Regions from separate parts of the Homo sapiens genome. Here region 1 is linked to region 2. A link is a contact called in ENCODE Hi-C or POLR2A ChIA-PET data. All regions are on one chromosome and are shown on one strand. Each heading gives the region's core, a stretch centred on a gene start or an enhancer-like site at or near the end of the contact. The rest is flanking DNA. Distances are from core to core; before and after follow the strand shown.

Region 1 (5,574 bases), core at 1,514-4,013, 300 kb before region 2:
TGAGATAGGCTACAATAGTATTAAATACCTATAGGTCAGACATTTTTGGGGTCTGTTGTACTACCTACCAATTAAACAGTTTTTGATCCGCCCACCACGCTCAAAGCTCCAGCCTAGGTGTTGCAAATACAGACGACAGATTTTTGCTCTCAGGAGGCCCTGATTCCAGTCCTCAAACGAGTAAGTGTGAAATTGAGTGCAGCATTAAAGCACAAAAACAATGATTTGAGACGTCTTTTCTATAAAAGAAGTTTATAGCACTCTCATTGAATGCTTAAATAGTGCCACACTGCTAAGTCGTGAGAAGCAAAATGTAACTGCGGTGCCTCAAACAGGATTATTTTGTTTTATTCATTTGGATGCGGACAGCTCTTTATCTAAAATTGCCATTCTGAGGTGGTTTTGCACAATAAATTGGTAATTATGTAGACTGTTTCTTCCAGAGACAGCATCTTGAATCGGGTTTATGAAGCCATGCTATCAACCTAGGTAGAAAATGCTTTGTAGGACATGGGTCCTGCTTATCTAAATTTTACCAGATTTTATTAGCTGTAAATTTATAAGCGGGTCTTGGTGAATAGATAATGAAAAAAATATTGAGTGGGGAGGCTTATTAGACTGACAGCACCTTCAAGACTCATGCAAGTTGGACTGGAAAATCCCACCTGTGGAAGTAAAACACTGATGAGTCCTTAATAAATATGGATGAGACAAGTCAAATATTTGGCCAATTTAGGTGAAACAGAAATAAGTCTAGAACTGGACAATTATTTGTGTAACATACTGGCCCAGACCTTCACTTTGAGAAGCTGGTGTGTAGTTTCAGGAGAGTACCTGGCAGACTAGTGTGTCCATACTTCGATGGAGCTTGAGAGTTTTCCTTGAACACAAAAGTTGTATTTTTGAGTTTATTCTAGTATGATGGTGCCCTACCCTATCTTCCTATTCAGTTCACCCAAAGAGCCTTTAAATTAGTGTTCCCTTGGTCCCATCCCTACAGTCTCTGGTTTTGCTGGTCTGGGAATGGGTCTGGACATCACTGTTGTTTTAAAGTTGAGAGCCTCTCTTCTGTGGTCTTGTTCCTAAAACGCTTTACTACTCACTGTGGTCTGAGGGCCCCCAGCACTGGTGTGTTAGTTTCCTGTGGCTGCCCTAAAAAATTACCACAAACATGGTGTCTTAAAACAACACACATTTGTACAGTTACAGATTCCAGAAGCCTGCAATCAGCTCACTGGACTGCAAGGGCCACCCGCCCTCTCAGAAGCGCCGGGAGAGAACAGGTTTTCTTGCCTTCTTCAGCTGCTAGAGCTGCGTTCTTTGGCTTGCACCCCCTTCCTCTGTCTTCCAAGCCAGCGGGGCAGTCTTTTGCTTCAGTGGCCATGTTGTCTTCTGGCACAGTCACATCTCCCCCTGCCTCCCTCTTAGAAGGACCCTTGTGGTTACATTTAGGGCCCCCACCTGGATAATCCAGGATAATCTCCCTATTTCAATTTTCTTAATCTCATCTGTAAAGACCCTTTTGCCATATAAAGTAACATTCACAGGTTCCAGGTATTAGGACTTGGATATCTTTAGAGGCCATCATACAGCCCACCACAAACAGCTCCTTAGGCACTCATTAGAAATGCAGAACCTCAGGCCCCAACCGATACCTTTTGAATCTTCTGATTCTAATTTAAGAAGATCACCATGTAACTCACTAGCACACTAAGACTTGAGAAGCACGATGCTATGGGAACCTAACCAAAGAATTCTCAAGTCCCAACTTAAATACAAATTTACAGAGTATTTTTCCTAGGAACGCTTTCAGGTGGAGGAGATTAATCAGACGATAGATAATTTTCCTGAACACCATTCTGAAGTGCTTCTCTAAGCATTTGTTCCTGAATTCTCTCTCAATGAAGCCACAAGCCCCAAACACCAGGATTACTGTTTACAGGGGTTCCTGTTTACAGTAGTTTAGCACAGGGTTTGCCACACTGCAGCATATTATTATAGTTTAGTTTTGTAAAAAGCTACATGAGAGAGGTAAATCTTATAAATGGAGGTGGAGTCTCCTAACACCAGTTTTACCACCTCTGTACAGGTTTCCCTGGGCTATGTACTATCGAATCAGGAATCAGGAAGGGCGGCTTTTTCAAATGTTATCTATACTTTTGGCAATTTGTTCAAACGTTCTGCTGGTATGTGAGAGGGAAGGAAAAATTGTTTATTGACCACAGATCCACAATATTATACTTCTCCTATACTTAAGCAATAAGGGACAGCATTTAAAACTCTTTTAAAAATGTTAATCTTGGCTGGGCACAGTGGCTCATGCCTGGATCCCCAGTAATTTGGAACACTGAGGCAGGCAGATTGCTTGAGGCCAGGAGTTCGAGACTAGCTTGGGCAACATGCGAGAGCCCGTCTCTACAAAAAAAAAAAAAAAATACAAAAATTATCCAGGCATGGTGGTGCACACCTGTAGTCCCAGCTGTTGGGGAAAGCTAAGTTGGGAGGATCCCTTGAACCCAGGAGGTTGAGGCTGCAGTAAGCTGTGATTGAGCCACTGAGCTCCAGCCTGGGTGACAGAGCGAGATCCTGTGTCAAAAAATAATTTTGATTTCACGGAAGGAGAAGAGGACTAGTCTTATACCATATCCCAAATGAAATTGAAAATGTCTTCTGGGAATCACAGCAATGACTCAAACTTCTGAATAGTGACTAGGTTTGAGCTGGTAAGGAAGGGATTGTCAAATGCCGTGACAGTCCACAGGAGGGCAGCAGTGCTCCGATTTACAAAGGATTAGTCATACTAGTGTAACCTTTTCTGAGTGAGCCTAGAAATTCTGATGAAAACAGTGTAGTCCAGGAAAAAAAAAAAAAAAATCTGTATGTACAATCACTCAATTTTGAATCATTTCTGGAAGTTATTAGACTCCATGTTAAATCCTACTTAAGTACAAGTATGCAAAATTTAAAAATATGCAGAAAAGCTCATTCTTGGTTAAAATGTTAGCTGAAAGACATTACTAAGTTTTAGAATACCATAGAGTTGACTATTTCCCACAAACCCTAAAATCTACTTGAACACCACAAATTCATATTCCTTCTAATCCCAAGTCCCTTCAGCATTCTTACAGATTTATTGTTAGTTACCTTACAAAGTAACTAACTGTCCCCATGTATTTTATCCCAATTTAAAAAATACATTACAGTCTCAAGGTCACATAAGATTTTCCAAAATGCTCTATTCATAGTCAATATAATTTTCAGGCCGGGTGCGGTGGCTCATGCCTGTAATCCCAGCACTTTGGGAGGCCAAGGTGGGCGGATCACCTGAGGTTGGGAGTTCGAGACCAGCCTGACCAACATGGAGAAACCCCGTCTCTACTAAAAATACAAAATTAGCCAGACGCGGTGGTGCATGCCTGTAATCCCAGCTACTCAGGAGGCTGAGTCAGGAGAATCGCTTGAACCCAGAAGGTGGAAGCTGTGGTGAGCCGAGATAGTGCCATTGCACTCCAGCCTGGGCAACAAGATCGAAACTCCATCTCAAAATATGTGTGTGTGTGTGTGTGTGTGTGTGTGTGTGTGTGTATATATATATATATATATATACACACACACACATATATATATAATTTTCACCTAGTGTTTTATTAAACAGAATGCTTCTGTATTTTTATGTTTATTTGAGACAATGCTTCTGTATTTCTAAACAACAGCTAGCCTTGTTCAGTTAGCCAAACAACAAAACCTTAATTCAAGTCTTCAATGAAATTTTCTGATTTAATAGGCTGAATTAAGAAAGCCATAATTTTCTTCTATAAATATAAGCCTTTAACTTCTATCTTTACAAGTTTATATAGAAAAATTTACTGTGGGGCTTGAGATTTACTAATGCATGGGTTTTCAACCTTAGCTGCACTTTGGAATCATTTAGGACGCTTGGAAATCCCTACACCCAAACCACATCCCAGATCAATTACACTAGAAATCTCTAGGGGTGGGACCCAGGTGTCTGTAAATATCCCCCGGTGATTGCAATGTGCAGCCATGGTTGAGAAACACTGAAGCCTGCTCTGAGAAATTTAGCAATCCGACTTAATTCAAATCTGCAGAGAGAGCAACAATGATTTTTGCAGAAACAACCAAATCCTACTAGTTACATAAATTTTATACTTTGTTAGGACTTGGGTTTTTATTTAGCTCTACATATGCGATCATAGGATGCAGAAGATATATCTTCTACTGGACACGTATATATAGATGCTTAAATGTGGCTATCCCAAGGTTAGGTAATAATAAAGACTATAAGAGCTGGGCAGAAATCAGGCACAGTTTCATGAAGGGTAATATCTGAGCTGGGCCTTGGAAGATGCATAGGATCTCAACAGGACAGTAGGTGTTTCAAGCAACAATGAACTAGGAATACAGCAGAAAGCACAGGGGAAATGGTCAGGCTTGACTGAGAGTAGGTTATTTGAAGAAGTGCAATAGAAAATGCTTGGGGAAGAAAGTTGGGATTTAATTGTAAAAGGTCTTCAAGTATCAGGCTAAGAAATGTGGACTTCATCCAGTAGGTAATGTGATGTCACTGGATATCTGTGCAGTATCTATGTGATGGGTTGGGAGTGGAGAAGCCTGGGGATACTTAAGGGTCTGAGCTAGGAGGGACAGGAGGAATGGCTGTGGGAGTGGAATGGTTAGAAGATGGGCCCAATTAGAAACATACTTCAATTTGAGACAAAACCCACTAGAAATAAACACATCATCATGAAACATCTCCAAATGTACAATTTTATTTTAACAGATTTCAAGAGTCCATTTTTTAAAAAATGAGCAATAAAGAACCTCTATCAGTGAGACTTCTCATTTTATAGCAAATACATTTTTGCAGCTTAAATTTTCTTGAATTCATATACGCTTCTGTCATTTAAACAAACTTCCAGAGAAAACTGGTCTCTATATATTTAAGTAACAAATTTGACAAAATACATATTTATACATATATAGATCTCTAATATAAATATTAAATTTGAAAAAATCAAATGTGAAGCAGAAACTGCTATACAAGTATATTGTATAATATTTATTTTATACATTAAAGTATTTGGTTGAATATACTTCAATTAGGTTTCTAAAAAACACCATTATCTGCTTCTTAGTAATTGCGACATTCTTGAAAAGCATGTGAAACGGGTATAAACTTCAACTCTGTGCTTAATTCAGAATTCCTGTTTGTTCTCCTCAAACTTTTATCTTCCTAAAGCATCTTGCCAGAGACTACAAAGGAAAGGAACATTTACAGAGCACTATAAACATGTCTTTGGACAGTAAAACAGTATTTATTCTTCTACACTCTTGATTTTCCAATCATATCTTCCTCAAGGCAATGTTTCTTTGGCCCAATTTGTGCAACTAAACATAAAATTTCAAAACACAACTTTTAACAGTGTGATATGAAATGCAGTGGCAGTCCCTGCTTTTCGCCTGCTGGCTTCTTTGAAAGAAACTGCTTGGCTAAGGGACTCAGTAGAGGGCTGAGATCTGCCTGAGTATAAAGTGCTACCTGAGCTATATTTA
Region 2 (4,830 bases), core at 1,172-3,671:
AGCATTTTATATGATGCAATTCTCTCTTACTTATTAACATATAAATTATAGTTCTTTTTTTCACATTTTTCAGGGGTTGTCCTACATTTGCAATATCTATTTGCAGCTAATCTAAGTCCTCTTTCAAATAGCACTATACCACTTTACGGGTACTGTGAGTAACTCATAATAACAAAACAATCCTAGCTCCTCTGCTATTTTTTGTCGTATGCAATCTGTTTCTAGATTCACTCTTTAAGTGCTAGTAAAGCCATATACCTTTCACTCATCCTTTCCTGATCATAGGAGTTGAGATTTCTCGCTTTTCGGTGATCCTGCAGTCTTGCACGACTTCTTAGTCATGGTTTTTCAGACATGCATGGGGGTTTTCAGATTACAAAACACTGTCACATGCATTACACCATCTGATTTTCAAAACGTCTCTCTCAGAGATCAGGATGTCAGTTGTGCTCATTTTATACATGTGGACACTGAAGGTCAGTGATGTGACTTAACTTACTGGGTCCAAGACACCAGCTGGTAAGTAGCAGAGGCTGGAAAAAGCAGAACGCTGGCTTCCTAATAAGTAGATTTCATAAAACTCCACCACCTACTTCTATATGCATACACTTTGGGTGCAGAGCTCTTATACTTCTTTAAAATTCCAAAGGACCGTGCACACTGGAAGCATCCATCAGCATTTTAAAATTTAAATTATGTCAGCAACAAAATTTCTAGGTAGTTTAGTTTAGGCTGTTTCACATTTGGAAGTTATTGTGATAACCTCAGTAAATTTTTTTTTTGCAATTAATAGTGTCTGGGATTGTTTATAACAGTAACTTAATCAACATAGGCTAAGTAAAACAACATTCTAGTAAGAAGAGGGCCAGTACTCCCAAAGATGACACAAATTCCTAAGCGTTGACAACAGATTGCTTAACTTACTGGGCATGCTTCTCTCCTAAAAATAAGATTGTACGTTTTATCACATCTCTGCACCTGACAGGTTACTTTCTGGTGCCTAAGGAGATCAAATATTAATAACAACTCTTGCGGGACTTGGTTCTACTTTATTTTATTTTATTTACTCTTTTAGAGAAGAAGGAACACTCAAATAATGAATGTAAAATGTCTAGTGGCAGAGAAGGGCGAACCCGGAGTTGTCAGGAATAGGCTGGACAAAAACAACCAAGACTGTCACTTCAAATGAGATGTTGCCAGTGAGTCTAGGCAACCAAGAAGACTTCTGGGGAGCCGAAAAATAATAATAGAAGGGTTCTAACTGAAGATGTTTACCTATTTGAAGTTAAGAAAAAGGAAGAGATGTGGCCTCAAAATTTCCATAATAATTATAATAGGCGTTATTTTGTACTAAACACATCACTAAAATGCGAACTGTAAACATATCTACTGTCCCTTCTACCTGCAACGGTTACATTGCATGTTCTGGGGCTTCCCTTGCTCTTCTAATCCGCAAGTGCCTGGCATGCATCTGTCTTAAAGTATGCTGTCAATTAAGTGCATGGTGATGATGGCCGTGGTGGCTTGGTGTGGGGGGCGAGGACAGTTCCATGCGGGGCAGTTGTCAGGTAACACCTGCATCCCTAGGACTGCTTGTCTAAACACCATTGGGAGCAAAGTACAGAGGTAACGGTTGGGGGATAGAAATGGACTCGGGGACACATAGCCCTGTGTTAGATACTCGACAGGCTTAATGCCACTGAGGCAGCAACTCCACGATGCAGAGATACCAGTGTCCCCATTTTACAGAAGAGCAAACAGACTCAGGTGTGCTAAGTTGCCTCACAGTTAAGTTTCTAGGACCAGAACTCAGGTTTGTCGGATCCCCAAGTTCCCTTTCACTAGGATCAACGCCACGTCTTGGCTATAGCCAGCCGAGGCTGTGAATACACAAAGGCAAGGAATTTCGTGCGGCACCCGCTCAGCATCTGCGCCTTCCACTGCGCTCGTCACGACTTAAGCCCCTGCACCTGGGAACTCCACGCTTACCCAGAAGCAGCGAGGGTCTCCAGTGCGCAGAAGGATCCTACACCCGCCGCCCTGCCGGGTCGCGCGCTCAGCCCACCCATCGCGCTGCCTTCGGACCCGGGCGCGCAGAGCAGCGCAGCTCAGCGCTGCACGCGAGTTCTCTGCGGGGCCCCGGGTTCCTCGTCCGCCCGGGCGCCTCCCCACGCCCGCCCGCCTCTCACCCCAGGCCACCGGCAGCGCAAGCAGCACCACAACCGCCAGCAGGGATCCTCCGCAGCAGAAGGGGAGACCGGGCGCCGGCGGCCCGACAGGCTCCGGGCTTCTTGGAGAAGAGGCCCCCATTCTCCCCAAGCACATCTACAAACCAGATTTGATCTCGAAGAAAACTGAAATAAGAGGAAAAGCTCAGCGAAAATAGGAGTGACCAATCATTGTGCTCCGCGCCCAGAGTGTGGGGAGGGCTGCGGGGTTCCGGGACAAAATGCTTTTGACCACAGCTTCCCCTTCATGGGCGAGGTCATGTTTACTCCCCATTTGCATTGTTTCTAACGAGTTTCGCTGGCAGAGCCCACCTTGCTGACCCAGGTGCAGCAGCAGAGCTTGACAATGCTCGGGCTTCCGATGGATCCCGCGTGTGAGGCCCTGCGCTTCCAGACAAAGGCGGTGGATGATGGCAGCTCGCCTCCAAACACCCTGCTTAACTTTTCCTCTTTGCAAGAATGTGTGTGGGAAGGTCAGCTAATGAAATGCCTGCTCTCCGTGTTGAAGGGCAATTGCAGGCGATGTGTACGGTGTACAGGGAATGTGAAGAAACAATTTCCTTACCCTGAATTGAGACGTCATGCCATTGTAAGATTTTTTAAAAGGGAGGGACAATTAGATACACATTTAAAAAATGTAAATCTGTGTATAGTATGGAAGGTAGATTAGAATAGGGCAATAATGGACTGCGAAGACCAGTCAGGGGAGCTTTTGCCGACATCCAAGTGAGGTTTGATGGCGGCCCTGACTGGGTGGATAAAGTGGACAATTAACAAAGATATTGGAGATGGAATGAACAGTTGCTCATGTATTGGATTTTGGTTACTTCCTTTCTTAAGGTTGGTGGTGAGAAGAAAGCAATCAAGAGTTAGCCCCCTTGCGGTAGTTTGCTGAGAATGATGGTTTCCAGCTTCCACAATGAGAACACATGGACACAGGAAGAGGAACATCACACACCGGGGCCTGTTGTGGGGTGGGGGGAGGGGGGAGGGATAGCATTAGGAGATATACCTAATGTAAAGGACGAGTTAATGGGTGCAGCACACCAACGTCGCACATGTATGCATATGTAACAAACCTGCACGTTGTGCACATGTACCCTAAAACTTAAAGTATAATAAAAAAAAGAAACAAAAAAAAGAAAAAAGAAAGAAATAATTAAATAATTAAGTTTAAAAAAGGTAGAAAAAATAATATTTTATCTTTTTTATTGGGGGTGGCCTGTCCTTCTGACATGTACTGCCTGCCTGTAGGTAGGCTATTTTGCCTGGGTTTTTCTCTTAAAATAATTTTGACTTTAAACCTTGATTTTGTTGTTGTTGTTGTTGTTGTTGCTAATTTTATGTTAAACTTGTTTTCCTTAACCATTAAAAGGAGACATGATTCAGAAAAGAAAAAAAAAAAAGAGTTAGCCCCAGGATTAGAAATGAATGGTGGTGCTACTTACTGAAATAAGAAGTATGGATGTAGGACTGACAGATTTAGGGCAGAGGGTTAAGTATTCAAGGATGAATGTATTCCTCCTATCTATCTGTGATCCTGTGCCCTTTAACCAATCTCTCTCCATCTCCCATTGTCTCTCCCTTCCCCAGCCTCTGGTAACCAGTATTCTACCCTCTACTTCTATGAGATGAGTTTTTTAGAGTCCACATATGACTAATAACATACAGCATTTGTCTTTCTGTGCGCATTGGTTTCCATTAGGCTTCCTCCCAAAATTCTAGTGGAAGAAATGTCTACTTTGATCATATCACTTATCACAGTTTTTAGTACATCCAGTGACATTCTTTTAAGGATTTGCTATCATCATTTCAAGTTATTCTCAACAGAGTAATGGGAGTAGCAGCCAGATTGTAGTAGGCTTAGGAAAAGAGAAGAGGAGAAGGCTCATTTCCCCAGTTTTACATCACATGCTATCAGAAGGTGCCACTCCTTACCACTTCTGCTGGTATCCATCTCCTAGTATCTACTTTCTCCCTCATTCCTTGAAAGTTTGAGCTCCTGGCTCATGGCCACCTTCTCCACTGTTACTTCTGCCACAGTTCCTGGTGATTTCAACATTCACAGCAATAGTATTTTCAAATCCCTGGCCTTCCAGTGCCTTGACCTCTTCTCTGCCTGTGGTCTTGTCCTCCACTCTCCTCTGACTCTAATGCTCATGTGCATGCTCGGAGACTTGTCACTTTCAACCTCTCAGTGATTTCAATGATCCCACTCTCTAACCACCAATCCAACTCTTTTCTTTTACCCTAGTAACGTTAAACTGAATCCAGCAATCTTTGTCTGTCTCAGTGCCTGCAGCCCATTGATCCTACCGCTATCTCTCTCAGCTTCTCACCTCCTTTGTGTCTTCACTTTCATCACTACCAGGTTAAATTCCATACTCTGTCATTATAATCACCATCTTGCACCCACTGTTAGCTCCCTCACCCTTCTCTTGGGTTATTATAGCCATTAGACAAAACAACATTCCTGGTTAGAATCAATTCTCCATTATTTTGCTCTCATACCTGTGAAACTGAATGTGGCTGGAAAAGACACATAGCCACAATGACTAGCCTTACTTTAGTAACAAATAATTTCAAATGGACCATTATACTT

Evidence for each region. Hi-C counts contacts between places; a loop is a spot of excess contacts on that map. ChIA-PET counts read pairs that join two places held with the same protein, here RNA polymerase II (POLR2A). Pooled maps may share reads with other maps.
Region 1: a pooled map shows a loop between it and region 2 (2.2-fold over the local background). The contact joins the enhancer-like site here to the promoter of CR1 in region 2. A Hi-C loop is called at or near these places in 7 of 50 pooled maps. POLR2A ChIA-PET finds 5 or more read pairs at or near these places in 2 of 52 experiments (BJ and activated CD4-positive, alpha-beta memory T cell).

The regions. Positions count from the first base shown.
Region 1 is chr1:207,794,705-207,800,278 of GRCh38, reverse strand. CD46 (CD46 molecule) reads right to left here. Exons shown (of 13, transcript NM_172351.3): 13 at 4,775-5,574. Among named protein-coding and RNA genes, the nearest start is that of MIR29C, 4.4 kb to the left of the region's middle. RefSeq lists enhancers at 885-1,014, 1,305-1,444, 1,555-1,654. Within about 2 kb of position 2,763, at least 7 of the 41 ENCODE cell types and tissues checked have a DNase peak (open chromatin) inside an H3K27ac peak, as active enhancers do.
Region 2 is chr1:207,493,748-207,498,577 of GRCh38, reverse strand. CR1 (complement C3b/C4b receptor 1 (Knops blood group)) reads right to left here and starts at 2,421. Exons shown (of 47, transcript NM_000651.6): 1 at 2,190-2,421. The coding sequence starts at 2,310.